Regions from separate parts of the Mus musculus genome. Here region 2 is linked to region 1. Evidence: chromatin contacts called from ENCODE Hi-C or POLR2A ChIA-PET data. All regions are on one chromosome and are shown on one strand. Each heading gives the region's core, a stretch centred on a gene start or an enhancer-like site at or near the end of the contact. The rest is flanking DNA. Distances are from core to core; before and after follow the strand shown. Region 1 overlaps Prkag2 (protein kinase, AMP-activated, gamma 2 non-catalytic subunit). Region 2 holds the start of Prkag2 (protein kinase, AMP-activated, gamma 2 non-catalytic subunit).

Region 1 (7,393 bases), core at 2,896-5,395:
TGCAGCAGGAACAGAGCACAGACTGACGGTGGAGGCTAGCTGAGCTAGGGCTGGCCAGGGCCAGGCCTGAAGCTGCAGGAGCCCTGCCCTGCCCTGCCCCACCCACCCTCCCTGGAAGCTGGTGCTGAGCGCTGCTCGCTTGCTCACACTGAGCCACTGCTATCTTGTTTAGGTTCTTTATTGTTGCTTATGACTCCCTTCCGCACACTGAAGCAGTTATGCCCAGAGAAAACTTCAGCATAGAATCCATGACCCTCATTACCTGCTCCTTAGTCCTCGTGCTTAGGAGCAATTCACAGTGCTGTTTGTTCCCAAGTCACAGCCCGAGGTCAGGGAGAAGAGGTGGCATTAAATAACTCCAGAATGGCAAAGCACTTCTAACCCTGAACTCAGCTCACTGTAGACTTTTGGAGGGTCCCAGGCCCAGCAAACATCCTCAGACCTGGAGACACTGCAGAGGGCTTCGGGTGCCATTCAGTGTGAAGAGTAAGGCACATGTGAGGAGAGTGTCAGAGCAGGGGTTCAGCCAGCCAAGGCTGTCCTGGGCATTTGATAGACAGGTGCCGTGGGACTCGGGGCCCATGACCCAGAACAGAAGCCTGACAATGTGGCCCAGTAGGTCCAGGGGCTCCCTTCCTTTCTAGCTGCTTCCCCAGAGTGCATGGGAAACACTCAAGAACAAGATAAACCTGAAGTGAGGTTTTGGTTGGGGTCCATTTAAGCCTGACAGCAGGCCTTGAGGCAGGTGCAGACTCACCGGAGAGGAAACTGAGGTCAGAAGGTCAACTTCCCTGGTGAACTGTTGGGGAGTGTGTGAAATACAGGGGTACTTCTGTTTTCCCTAAAGTCGTGGAAAGGCTGAGCCCAAGAGAAGCCCGGACTGCAGAGGCTCTCTGCCTGTTCTTTCTAGGGAGCAGAGTGGTGGGGGATGGGTGGGCACTAATGGACCAGGTCCCTGGGCTAGGGCTTTGTCATCAGCTTCCATGCCTGGCCTCTCACTGGATCCTATTCTCAGGATGGGGTTAAAAATCATCACTTGAGTGGAAGAGAGTTTTGAGCCCTGTGGGCCAGTCACTAAGCGTTCAGAGAATGAGACTTTATCCCCCAGTGGTACTGTTTGGCTAGGGTGTCCTGGAAATGCAGGTACTTAATTTGGGTTCTTGGAATTTTTGTAACGTTTGTTTGTTTGTTTGTTTGTGTGTGTGTGTGTGTGTGCGCGCGTGTGTGTGTGTGTTTGGTCAGAGGACAACCTGGAAGAGTCTGTTTTCTCCTTTTACCATATAGAGTTCTAGGATTGAACTTAGGTCACTGGGTTTATCAGCAATCACTAATTTAACCTATTGACCCATTTTTTTGATGAGTTTTTATTTAAATCTGAGGATAACTAACAGAATGCCTGGGTTTCTCAGCCCCTTCTAATATATCAAGTCTTTCATCTCACAAGATGCTGTAGAGAGCCATCTTGCCCATCTCCTTCACGCAGAGCCTTCCATTGCTCTGACTCAGGCTGTGAGCTAGTCTGTGTCACGGCTACATGTTTGCTTCTGAGCATTACTGAGTATTGAGCTGTGTTCTGCTGGCTCATACCAGCCGATTCAATTGATGACTCCCGACAGTCAGCTGAGGTCCAAATTCCTATTCCTGTCCATCTCCTTATTATCTCTTAAATAGCGATCCGGTGCCATGGACCCGTTTACCAACCGCATGCTGGGCACCACATGTTAGGTACCGGCTCCAGGCTGGCCGTTTTCTGTGGATACTCTCTTTTAATTCCCAGGATGCTCCTGGAAGGCTTTCTTTGTCTTACACATAGGAACTGAGGCCCTGTGAATGTGTACAAGTTGCTGCAATTGTACAGGCAGTAAGTACATGGGAACTGGGAGCTATGTTTCTACCTCCTCAGCCCCCCCCCCCCCCAAAGCGTGTGTAGGCCTGTTCCCAATTCTTGACACTTTGACAGCAGTGCTAGAGAGTGTTGACATGAAATCTGTGTGCTTTCCAGCCAGTCATGTGTCAATTTGGGCTAAACATCCTTGTCACAAGCACGACTCATATACAAGAACTCTAAAGGGGCTCTGCTGGTCTGTGGGCTCTAGTCTTAATTACAGAATTTTGAGTTTAAAGTATGATTGAAGTTTGGTGTGGTATGAATCCCAGCACTTGGGAGGCAGAGGCAGAAGGAGGAGAAAGTCATCTTTAGCTACAAAGTGAGTGAAGCCAGGCTGGGCTGCATGAGGCACAGGCTGAGAGATGGCTGCATAATTAGGAGCGTTGTGCTCAGTTCCCAACACCCACATCTGGTGGTTCACAACCACCTGCAATTCCAGCTCCAGGGACCTGACACCCTCTGGCCTCTGCGGGCACCTGCACACATGTGGTGCATGTGGAACACTTAGGCTCATACATGTATACGCTAAAGAAAATGTTTTTAAAGAGGAGGGGGAGATGAAGTAGCCATTGGAGTTGGGCATATTAACACAGATGCTGTAATCCTAACCGTAAAGAGGCATCTAGTCTAGGCCATGTGCAGCTACACACCAGTCTGTGCCACGTAGTAAGACTCTGCCACAAGCCAGCCAGCAAATAAACATAGAATTAAGCCATTAGCGCCCGTGGGTTTTACCACTCCTGTTCCCCAGCAGACAGCCAGGGGAATGAGCGTTGGGGTCCTGTACTTCTCTAGCTGCTGTAGCCTCAGCCATGACACCTCGCTGTCCTTGCTGATAGCCAAGTCCCAGTCCCCTCCTTCTGTTCTGCCCCTCATACGATGCCAAATGAAAGTGATTTTCTCCCTTTGACCCCTCTTATCCTACTGCAGTTCTACTTTCCCCTGAAGGTCATGGTTGTGTCGTGATCTTTCTAGAATCGTGGATTCGCTTCTCCATCTTCTTTTGTACTTCTCCAAGCCGTATCCCAGGGAACACAGGGAGGAAACTGGAGGAAAACAAAGCCAGTCTCAGGTTTTTGTTTTGATTGTGCTTTGCCAGAGAGGTGTGTGGTGGCATTTACCGTCTGACTGCTTTTACTGGAGGCTGCCATCTGCCACAATCATGGCTTCAGCTGGCTAGTCACCAGTGAGTGCGGGCCTGCTGAGCAGATTCCAGCCAATAGGATAAAGGCGGTGGGAACAGGACTGTCCACAGTCTGCAGTGCTGTTTACCAGACACCTGCAGGGGTGGGATTCCAGCAGCCCAGGTTGGGTGCCTAGGACAACAGAGAGCCAGGGACCCAGGGGTTCCTACTCCTTCTTATCCAAGCTCTCCCCTTTCTTCTCCCCCTCCCCCAACCCTTCCCGCTCCTCCCTTTCATTGGGATTGAACCTAAGGCAGGCTGGCTTTAAATTTATGATCCTCTTGCCTCAGCTTCCTGCGTAGCTGGGGTCCCGAGCCTGATCCACCAGGCCTGGCTTTCCTTTCTCTTGCTGGTCGAGGACTCCTGAAAATTGAGGGTTCCTAAAATTTCCTTTCACTGCTTTTGCTGGGAGAGAAGCAGTCTCAGAATCAGGATCTGAGAAGAGCTAAGGAGGTATGAAGCCCCAGCCCTCAGGAAAGCACCGACCCCTCGCTTTTCCAGCAGGCAAACAGCTGACCTGACTATAGGCAGTCTCTGTGATTTGCAAGCTGTGTTGGCCAGGTCATATGTGGAATCATGTTTGTAGGCTGGACATGAAACAGAGAGGCAAACCCGCCAAGCTGTTTCCTCGAGTTTCCTGGAGATGCCTAGGTGGTCTTCTGGAGTGAAATGACTTGTGCTCAGGAAAAGGTATCAAGGAAACTGACCAAAATGTTATCGTCACAGGGACTGACTAGGGCCCCCAAAAGCAGTGTGGGGCTCTGCTCCTCTTTCAGGCAGGGAAAATTCTTCCCTGCTTGGCTCTGAGGTGGAAGCTCTGGTACTTTCTAGAAAGCACAACCCATAGACCCTTCCTCCCGCTCTTTGTCAAAGCCAGGAAAGTGCTTAGAAATATTTTCCCCAGTAAAGGGCGGAGGGCGGCTTCTGCTTCTGCCTCTGCAAGTGAATTGTACTCCTTTGTTGCCTTTCCCCAAGTTCCTGGTCCCCAAAGCCGTTTCTGCCCAGCTAGGCAGAGGGATGCCTATGCTTAGAAGGTGGCATCAGGCCAGTGGCCACAGCTGGCCTGCACAGACACAGACATGGGGATGAGAACTGACGGATGCCTGTCACACAGCTGGAGGAAGCAGCTCTCTATGACCCCACCCACCACTGACTGCACCATTAGCAGAGCATGTGGGAAGGGGCTGCTGTTGGTCAGAGCCATTCGGTTGGAACAGAGTCCTTGAGGGCTGGTGGAATTTGTCCTTAAATGTCAGGTCTCATCTCCAAAAACTGGCCAGGCCTGGCTCAGAGCTGGCTGTGGGCATCTGTCACCACCCACTCTCTCTGAGTCATGCTACACTTATCAGCTCAGATCCAGAACCTTGGAATATGCCCAGAGTCAGGGAGAACTGGGAGGAAGATGAGCCTGAAGGGACAGAGGGCTCCTGAAGGGGAGAGCCTTGACCTACCCAGGCACTCTGTTGTACTCAGGTCGCTTGGGATATTCCCAGGTGCTCCTTCAGGTCCACCCAGATGCCTTGCTGGCCTCACCAGCTGCTGCTCAGCAGGCTTCCCATGCCGCCTGGAACCAGGGCATGGGGCCACATTGCCATAGGGACACTGTTTATGCAGGCCACCTCTGAAGAAAGGCTTGTGGAGGAGTCTGAAGCTTCTATTTTCCTCTTCACCTCCTGTCTCCCTTTCCAAAGCTCCCCCTTGCTTTATGAGAACCGCTTTCTCTTCCTTTGCCTTAAACCAACAGCTCTTCACTGGTGGACCAGAGCTCAAATGTAAGTCCCACCACAGCCTGCCTTCTGTGTCACAGGCTTCCCATAAAACAGATGTCCTGGGTTCCCCCAGGCCATCAGACGAGCCTTGTGTGTTCTAAGGACTAGCCTCTCGTTCCCTCCTACTCACATCCCGGGGTCCTCCTGCCCGGGCTCTGGGCAGTCACTGGGTCCAGCGGCCTCACACAAAGCTGTGCCGCATTATTCAGTTGTGCTTGTGCCGAGAGATAAGCACGTCAGCAGGCAATCGGACCCAAAACAAAACTCTGTGGTGCGTTTCAAATAATCCCAAACGCTTCCATCTTGTGCTTTCAATCCAGAGTCCTGGAGCTGCCAGCCATGTCTTGTCTGAGCGCTGTCACAACATACAGTCCCACACCTTCACACGTACACAACGGTACAGCAGAGCCAAGCATCACACACCAGTCTGCGGCACTTCAGTAATGAGGTCTCGGTAATGGCCACTTGGACAAAGTCTGGATGAGCAGTTCCTAAGTTCAGAAGGATTAAACACAATACACCCATCCAGGACCCACAATCCTCATGCTTTTAAGTAGCCACTGTCTTCTGGGGTATCAGAAGCCCTGTGTGCCTTACCAGCCTAGAGGGAAATGGCCACTGCTGCCTGCCACTGCTGCCTGCCACTGCTCAGCTCCTCTCTGCCTATGCCATCCAGGACCCACCTCAGCATACTCTCCCACAGACATGCCCACAGGCCCACCTCCCAGGAGACTCTCCATTCTGTAAAACTGAGCACACCGAACATCACAGTGGCCTCCTGCAGGTGCCGTCCTTCTCTGGTAATCTCTACACCATGCAAATTCATCTCTTCTCATGTCTCAGTGAGACTGGATGCTACCAACTCAGGGACGGGTTGGGCTTAGTGAGTCTGAGACATCTTGAAATACTGCCTGGACCTAAATAAGGGGGTCTGGCTACCGGCAGCATCAGCTCAGTTCCAACTTGGGACATCTCACGATGTCGGGCACACACCTCCTGGGAGAACTTCTTCCAGACAATTCACCAGGCTCTGGAATGTGTAATGTGGCCATTTCCTTCACCATAGAGGAGAGGAAGGTCTGACAGGCCCATGGGGCTCTGGCAAGGGAGGCAAGATGAACTGAGGATACTATAAGGTGATGGACTAGAGTCGTCACCTGAAGCCCAGCTGCTTCCTAAAGATTCCACCCCCCACCCCCACCCCCGTGGTCTGGAAAAGTTGGCTCCACATCCCAGGATGCAGTGTGGACGTTTCCCACATTCTGCAGATGGCTGGTCCGTTGTAGGTCCACTTTGATTGGGTGTTATTCACATGCAGTGTGGCTCATCAGGTACAAGCACAGTTGGCTGGGTTGCAATAAATGTACCTAAGTATGTAACAGCCACATCATGACGCAGACACTCCCTTCACCCCAAACAGGTCTTAGTGTTCCATCGTCACCATCCATAGTGTCCCTGTCACCATCTCCAAATTGTTACATGAGACTCCTGTCTATGTTTCTCTGTCCTGTATACCCCTACATTCCAGACCCAGCACAGATCCTCAAATGGATGTGCCAATGAGCAAGCGTGCCGGCAGCTGCAATACTCTTTCTAAAGATGGTGTTTCATTCCTGATCTTCCGGCCTCCACCTCCCGGGCGCTGGGCTTACAGTGTGTGCCTCTCTACAGGACTGCAGTGTGCTTTTGTAGTTGTTGTTGTTGTTGTAAGACAGGGTCTCACTATCTATCCCTGACTGGCCAGGAACTGATTATGTAGACCAGGCTGGCCCTGAACTTGTGAGCAATCCTCCTGCCTCTGTCTCTGAGTGTTGAGTGTTCAGATTACAGGTTTGACCAGCACAGCCGGTTGTTGAAATGTCTTTTTAGATCACCTCAGGGCTCCTGTTCCTTCATCATCCTCAGTTTTGAGAGATTGCATAGGAAGCGTTTGCTAATTAATAATTTCATGTTCCTGATGTCGGCTCTCCGGTTCGACCTTAGACAGTCAGTGTGGCCAGGATTGCTAAGAGGCCAACTGAGTTCAGAGACTAACTGCTCTTGGCCTCTTTAAGCACTCACAGAAAAATGCTTCCTCTCCACCCCTTCAGAGAGGACTGCCAGAGCCCGAGCCACTGGCTCTCTCCCACACTAAGTCAGACCATACCATTGCCTGCCCGCCCGCCCGCCCGCCTGCCTGCCCCTCTGCCTCCCTCTCCCATACCACCCTTCCTTCTTTCTTGCTTTCCTTCCTTCCCTGTTTCCTCCCTCCCTCCCTTCCCTTGCCTGCCTGCCTTCTTCCACCATTTCTTTTTTGAACAATTGTGGAGCTCACTACAGAGCACACCAAAATGTTTCTCAGCTAACTGGGAAGTTTTATATGTCCCTAATGTGGTCAGCAGGGGTTCATTGTGCCCCCCTCATTCCGCCCACACTGTTCTCTTTACTGTGTGTTTCTGATAGGTTGAGTCCTCCCTCTTTCCTCTAATCAAAGCTCTGAGAAAAAAAAAGAGTCTATCTCTTACCCACTGGGCCCCATAATAATAGCTTCTTGCCCCTAAAACCAGCCAAGT
Region 2 (7,393 bases), core at 3,007-5,506, 46 kb before region 1:
CACTGAGCTGTCAGCATCCTGGCTGTTCGCTGAAGAGAAGATGGGACATGGCTACAGAATTCACCTTTACCTTAATTCGAGTCTTCTGGATTTCACTGTTGGGATCCTCCGGGGCTAACTGACTTTATGATGAAGGGAAGTCTGGTGTGCAGAGTGGAGGTGGCTGGCACAGGTTCCCTGGAAAATAAAGCAGGCTCAAAGGCGCATAGGCCACTCCTAGGCAGAGTTTCTACTCCTGGGCCCTTCCTTCACATCCATGGAGGCTCACCTCCTCCCTTGTGAGATTACTCCTGTGCTTACAGTGAATAGAGGACACCTCCCTCTTGGTTGACATTAGATAGTGACACCTTGGTAGGGTGAGCAGTAATTTGCCACAGCGTTCGCAGAAGCCCTGAGTTACTTCAGTCTCCAAGGGCTGCCTTTTGCACAGAGTCAAATCACTGTGTTCTAAACACACAGGCAAGTGTCCTCACCAACTGTGTCACAAGCCAGGAGAACATGGCAGCTGAGATGTTAAGCAGTTTGCTCAAGGTCACCCTAGAGACATTTCCTAGAGTTTTGTAATCTGGTGTAAAGGTGGTTTTTGTTTTGTGTGTGTATGTATAAAGGTTTTAAAAGAGGGCACCTTCTTTTTCTGTTGTCCCAAAGGACACAGCAATGATAACCAACAGATGTCAAATGAGCACAAGACAGGAGCCAGCAGCCAGGCTTTGGCCACTGTGGTCTGCAAAGTGTTTCAAACAGTTCTTTCAGAAGACTTTGACAGACATTAGATCACTAACATGAAGTCTACCACAGTGCAGGGCATGTCCACCATGATCTAAATGCTGGTTCCTAAGATTGGGGGATGGTGTAGGTGGTGTGCTGGCACAGGCTTACAATCCTAGCACGCATACACAGAGACACACAGAGACGCACACATGGCAGGGAGGCATCACTTATTAACCGTCGAGTTTCCAACATGGTTTCTAGTGGCAGCAAGTATGGAATGTCACCAAACACAATCATCTATAGATCACTAAGATGCCTCTAATTTATACTCATCCAGGGCACAAGGCAGATGTGAATTTCGAATCCATGAGGGCTTCTATGTTCTCCGTGCCACAAAGTGACCCATAATGTAAACTTTAAAAGGTCACTGTCATTTTAAGAAGCTATTCATAGGCAATAGGAAAAAGTAATGCAGAGTGGAGAGAAGCTAGATGAAGTGAAATTAGACTATCAACGATCCTTTCCTAAACTCCAGAAAAAAAAATCTCTCCCCTCCTCTCTCCTCTTCTCTCTTCTCCTCTCTTCCCCTCCCTCCCTACCTCTCCTCAGTTTCCTAGGTTGGTCTTGAACTAGTGAACTTAACTCAGTTCCTCAGTAGCTGAAGGCCAGACATGTACCATCAGATCAGCTTTATCTTAACTCTTACACTCTTGGCATTTTGCTTCTCGACTGGGATGTAGTGCTGAGAACTGAACCTGAGTCTTCTACAAGAGCAAGTAAGTACTCTTAAAAGGTATGTGCGTGTGTGTGTGTGCGTGTGTGTGAGTGTGTGTGTGTGCATGTGAGTGTGCCTGTCTGTCTGTCTTGTTTGTCTGTGTATACAGGTAGGCATGTGCCACGGCCCTCATGTGGCGGTCAGAAGACAACGTTTCAGGAATCGGTCCTCTCTTTTCACCTTGCTTTTTTGAAGCGGGGTCTCTCTCATTACTGCTGGTGCACTGTGTACTGGCCGATGGGGGTGCTGGGATTGCAGCTGCACATCAGCCGTTCACATGGGTTCTGGGGATTTAACTCAGGTTAGTCAGGCTGGCTTGCAAGCGCTTTTATAGCCATCGCAAGGCCCAACATTTAGATTTAGGATTCCAAGGCCCCAAAGTCTGTACTCCAAAAGATAAAATCAAGAGATTTAAATCCTTTAATCCCAGCCCTTGGGAGGCAGAGACAGGCAGGTCTTTGAGTGTCCAGAACAGCCAGGGCTACACAGAAAATCACCGTCTTGAAAAAACAAAACAAACTACCCACAAACAAACAAACAAACAAACAAACAAAATAACAACAAAAAGGTTTGAGAGAGGATTAAAGAGGATATCCTGAAATCAGCCTCTCAGCCTCTGATATTTACAAACTACCACAGGCAAGTGCACACACACACACACACACACAAGCTACCACAGGCAAGTGCACACACACACACACACACACACAAGCTACCACAGGCAAGTGCACACACACACACACACACATACACACACACACACACACAAGCTACCACAGGCAAGTGCACACACACACACACACACAAGCTACCACAGGCAAGTATACACACATACACACACACACACAAAGCTACCACAAGCAAGTATACACACACACACAAGCTACCACAGGCAAGTGCACACACACACACAAGCTACCACAGGCAAGTGCACACACACACAAGCTACACACACATACACACACACACACACACACACACACGCACACCCCAAGGGAAAGGTGGTGATAGAAGGAGCATGTACGTTCCCCTCAGAGTCCTTTCCTCTGTCTTCTTGGTCTCTTCTGATGGCTGCTTCTTTCAAAGCCACTTCTTTCTCATCACATGGTACCATTTATGCATCCTGGCACACCATCATGAAGAGATGAACATTCCAACCTACAGAGAGAGAACACTTGACAAACCTGGAGTGATTTTTTCTTTTCTTTTTTTAGTGGCTGAGGGTAGCCTCCTTGGACGTTGGTATTGCGTCCCTCCAAACCTCTCACTTCTGCTTCTAAGAAGCAGTCTGAACCCTCAGTAGAATGATGTCTTTTGGGGTCCTGGGAGTCCTTTAGTGAGGAGCCAGGCTGGGGAGGAGGGTGACGACACCGACACCGGGTTAGAACCTTCAGAGGACTCTCCAGAAGCTGCTTAGGGATACTGGTTGGGGGCTCTGGGGAGGAGGTGTACTTCATTCTTGTTTTGAAAGTGTGGTAGCAGGATGTATACAAACTTACCTGATGAACCAAGGATCGCCCCCTTCCCCCCAGCTGTAGGGTTTTACCTAATTTGCAGGAACTTGGCTGGTACCGTGGAAATCCAGGGGATTGCTGGACCCAGCAATGGGTTTCTCATGGGACAGACAGGTCCTTTACTAAATCATGGTCTTAAAGTGGTAACCACATCCTCTACGGTGGGAGAGCAGGAAGAGGAGTAAAGGCCATCTCCTTACCCGTGTCATGTCTTCGTCAAAGGAACCCCTATCACGTTTATGCTATAGGTACTGTCCGTGTATTACTGTTTACAGGGAGCAGGTGGGCTGATGTTAGCTTCAAAGAGCTGGAGTGATCACTGGGGTCAGCCGGTATTCAATTCTGAGCAGGAGAGGAAGCACGCCCCTCACTCAGACCAGAAGCCAAGGTCCTGCTGCCTGGGAGGAACACCAGGGCCCTGAGCAGCCCGCAGTACCAGATCTGCAGCCAGTGGCTCTGAAGATCCGGGAGCACGTGGCGTGTTCGCCCTGGTTTCAGGCTCCGACGCACCCATTTCCTCTCGTGGTTTTAGGACTTCAGCATTTACTGAGACCAGAGCGCCTTTGCCAAAGATCAAGGTTTGTTGCGCAATCTTTGATGAATCTGAAAAGAACCAAGTTGTGGAGAAAAGCCTGCACTCACCACGCCACAGGCCGCTCTGGACAGGATGGGGTTCCCTACGCCGCAGGGGGGCGGCGTTGCGAGAAGCGAGTGCGGTCACCCGAACCACTTTGACCCGGGGCTTCAATCGTGGCGTGGTCGGGCTGCGGGTGTGTGTTTCCGGGGGCTGGACCTAAACAGAGACACAGCAAAACCAGATGGATCAGAATCAGCTCCTGGCGAGTCCGGAGCTGGCCTACCTTGAGACAGAGAGTGCACGGCGACCACCCGGGGGCAGCGTGGGCCGCGTGGAGTGGGACAGTGGCGCCGCACGCCGCGCACTTCCTGTTCAACGCGCGCGCCGCCTGCCACCGCCCAGCGCTCCCAGAGCCTACGTTGGTGCCAGACCCGGCCCCCACAGTTCCCCGGGTCCCGGGGGCCGCGGCTCAGAGGCCGCCCGGGGCGGGCGCCCTGCCCTATTCTCCCCTAGGGGCTGGGGCGCGCCCTTCGGCCCGCAGAACCCAGCCAGCCGCCGCCACAGTTTATTCCTGCGGCCACGCGCCAGCCCAATTGCGACGAGTCTTCGCCTTTGCACCTCCTCTTCCCCCTCTGCCCTCCCTCTCGCCCAAAGAGGAGGCCCTCCGGGTCCCAGGCTCCCTGTCGCTTTATTGTGCGGCCCAGGGTTATGCATTTCTCTACCAAGTGTCTCTGGCCACCGTTTCCATCGAGGCACAGACACGAGAAGGCTGTTTTCCAAATTGCTGTTGTTAATTGCACCTGCCTGGCCGACTACCTCTGGGAATTTGTGGGAGGAGCCGAGAGGTGGAAAATGTTGCTTCGCTTTGCAGAAGGAGGAAAACTTTATCACCCAGCACAAGACTTCTGCCACGCGTAACCAAAAGTAGCACGGGCCGAGACTCTGCACCCAATGATTCCGTAGGAGAAAGAGGACGCTCCAACCCGGCATTCCGCGGACTGCCAGCCCCTCGGGTGGAGCCCCGCGTGTTACCTGCGCCACCCGCCCTCCCCGCGGAAGTCCCCACGAGGTGTTTTCAGGGTGGGAGGACAGTCATAAAAAGCGCGTGGCTCCAGTGTAACGGCAGCAGTCCTGGGAGGCAGCGAGGGGACCGAACCCCGGGGACGAGGCACCGGAATTAACTTCTAGCTAAAGTTATGGGAAGCGCAGCCATGGACACCAAGAAGAAGAAAGAGGTTTCCAGCCCGGGCGGGAGCAGTGGCAAAAAGAACCCTAGCCTGAAGAGGCGGTCACTGCGAGTGCACATTCCGGTGAGTCCCATCCCTGGAGCTCCAGACTCCCGCGGCGCCTAGGCGGTTAACAAGGGACACTCTGCGCGCGCCGTCCTGTCCCTCCTGTCCCTTCGGGAGGCTGGGGAGGGGGAGGGGCAGGGCCCAAGCTGGGCCGCAGAGCCCGAGATTGGATCTTGGTCCGTACTATAGTGGAGCTATGGGATTGTCTAGGACAGAGGCAAGGGTGTCTGCTGGGAAGCGAGTACGAGAAGCGCGCTCCCGGGTGCGCAAAGCCTGGTGGCGGACTGGGCGTAGCCCTGGATCGGGCCGGTGCGGGTGCTGGGGAGGGGGGTGGTGAGTTGTGTTGTTTTGTTGAAAAGGACCTCTTGTGAAGTGCGGGGAAGCGTGAGTTGAGGAGCCGCCGCCGCCACCGGGGACTGAGGAAAGGAGTGGTGGGTGGGAATATCGCGGGGTGCCACGGTGAGGCAGCACCCCCAAATAGCTCTCCCTCCACACCAATTTCAGGATGCATGTGAGTCGCGGCTGGAGCCCTTTGCAGTGATTCCCGTGGTTTGACTCCAGGAATATTTTGTGCCTCGTGGAATTTGGGGGCTTGAGGTTTTCTCGGCTTACTATACAGGGCTATTGCTAACTTCAGCCCAGAATACCCTGCCACCTTGGTTGGACTCTGGTGACATTGACTTAAACAGCCGGAGGGAGCAGCATGCAGAATAGCTTGCTCAGTGCTGAGCATCAGTCTGGTTTGCCCTAGCTGGTAGCCCAAGGGCACTTGTTCTCCTCTCTGTAGAGGGGGATCAATTCTCAGGAGGTGTACCCCAGCCTTTAGCTTTACCCAAAGGGAAACCCCACTTGGCTACATCCTGGCAGCGACCAAGCAAGCAATGGTTTTTACAAATGAACATGCTAAGCAGTGTGGGACAGCTCCATGAGCCCCACCTGCCAGTGATACCTGGTGGCATCTACACTGAACCCTGCACAGCATGGGCAGCACCGCTTGCCAGCACTACCCTGAAGAATGAGTACTAGGCTTTTCCCATTGCTTGTCCCAAGCCTTTCCTTTTAGATTCAGGGCCCCTATCTTCATTTAATTCCAGTCCAGGAATGTGGTACTGAGTGGAGTCTTGGGGCTTGGAGCCCCACACACAGCTAATGGGGGTACTTTGGGGAGCAATTTAAAGTTGGGCATCTGGACAATTCATGAGTCCCACGGTGACCTAAACATATAGGGATATGAATTTTATTTGAGAAAATACTTATTACATTGCCTATGTAAGACATTTTAAAACTATTGAAATAGAAAGTTAGACATTGCTGCTAAGATCCGTTTCACGGTGACCTTTTGAGCTGCCCTTTAACCACTGAGCTTGTCCTGTTTGTCTCAAAAAATGGTGCCAATTTGTCCACCTTTTGGAGAGGTTGAAATAAAGTAGTAAACGGAAAAGCTCCTTACAGTGTAAAACGCTGTGCTCTCATGGTTATCACATGGGTGTCAGAGTGCAAGGAAGAGATCTAGTCTGGGCTAGATAACAAATAGGTCTCAATATAAACAAACAAACAAACAAATGGCAGCTGGGTGAGGAGAAAAGATGGGATGGCAGGGGAGAGAAAATAGTGCCCTCGGAATAAGCTGCCGTGAATGGAGTCCAAATGGAGCAGCCGCCCCCACTCGTGTGTGCTTGCCTTCGAGTGGTAATGTGTAAGGCTGTATAGGGCAAAGTCCAGCAGCAGCTAAGGGACTGACAGGCCACTCTGCATGCTGAAAACCAGCGTCCAAGCTGGGGCACTCAGACATGTTTTTGGTGTGGCCCGGCCTTTACTAAAAGCAGTTTTCACTCCACTGTCACCCAGCTGTTCACCATGTGACCTGTGCCTGTGTTCTCATTCTCTCTTGTGCATGTGTTTGCTGATGTGACCAGAGGCTCCTATCATCTACCCACTAATGGTGACCTATTGATTACTGTGCCAGGAGAGGCTGTGAAAATGGGCACTTAAGGTTCAGTGCTTAGCAGACAAACCCAGGACATAAGGTGACAGGTCAGTTCCACAACAGCTGCATGTGGGGACCAGAGTGACAACCATGGCAGAACCACTTCAGACACAGAGGACATGCGCTTCTGAATCCAGCAGAAGACAGTGTCTCATGGAGGGAAGGGAATGTTCTCAGACCAGATCAGCAGGACTTTGAAGGAATTGGATTTCAAACAACATACAATTTTCTTTCTTAAATATGTCCCATGCCCTGTTTGGAATACACTCACAATAAACTGGTCTATTGCTATGCAGATCCCTGTTTAACTGGGTAACCTTTGTTTCCTTAGACAACCCTGGCTTGAAGGTCAGGCTCTGGCCAGGCACAGAGGTATCTAGTACTTCCAACCCGATACTCTGGTATCAGAGGCAGAGTGAATTCTGTAAGTTCTCCTTAGTGAATTAATTCCAGGCCAACCAAAACTCAGGGATTGCTCTCAGAGACGAAGGAGCTGCAGCAGAGATCCTGTCCCTTGTGTGCAAACCTGACCCAAGT

What was found. A loop is a pair of places that touch in the nucleus more often than their neighbours do. ChIA-PET counts read pairs that join two places held with the same protein, here RNA polymerase II (POLR2A).
Region 2: a map of left cerebral cortex shows a loop between it and region 1 (1.9-fold over the local background). The contact joins the promoter of Prkag2 here to the enhancer-like site in region 1. A Hi-C loop is called at or near these places in 4 of 37 maps with a recorded cell type or tissue (heart and left cerebral cortex). POLR2A ChIA-PET finds 5 or more read pairs at or near these places in 1 of 5 experiments (Patski).

Annotation. Positions count from the first base shown.
Region 1 is chr5:25,051,188-25,058,580 of GRCm38, reverse strand. All of the region lies in intron 1 of Prkag2 (protein kinase, AMP-activated, gamma 2 non-catalytic subunit), which reads left to right. Among named protein-coding and RNA genes, the nearest start is that of Gm42232, 45 kb to the left of the region's middle. Within about 2 kb of position 4,145, at least 1 of the 3 ENCODE cell types and tissues checked has a DNase peak (open chromatin) inside an H3K27ac peak, as active enhancers do; it is heart, where a contact is called at or near this core.
Region 2 is chr5:25,097,505-25,104,897 of GRCm38, reverse strand. It overlaps Prkag2 (protein kinase, AMP-activated, gamma 2 non-catalytic subunit), which reads left to right and starts at 4,256. Exons shown (of 16, transcript NM_145401.2): 1 at 4,256-4,887. The coding sequence starts at 4,774. It overlaps Gm42232 (a long non-coding RNA gene), which reads left to right and starts at 4,895. Exons shown (of 2, transcript XR_880887.2): 1 at 4,895-5,045; 2 at 6,786-7,151. It overlaps 2900005J15Rik (RIKEN cDNA 2900005J15 gene), which reads right to left and starts at 3,923. Exons shown (of 1, transcript NR_027851.1): 1 at 1,891-3,923. It overlaps LOC115490109 (a long non-coding RNA gene), which reads right to left and starts at 330. Exons shown (of 2, transcript XR_003955733.1): 1 at 71-330.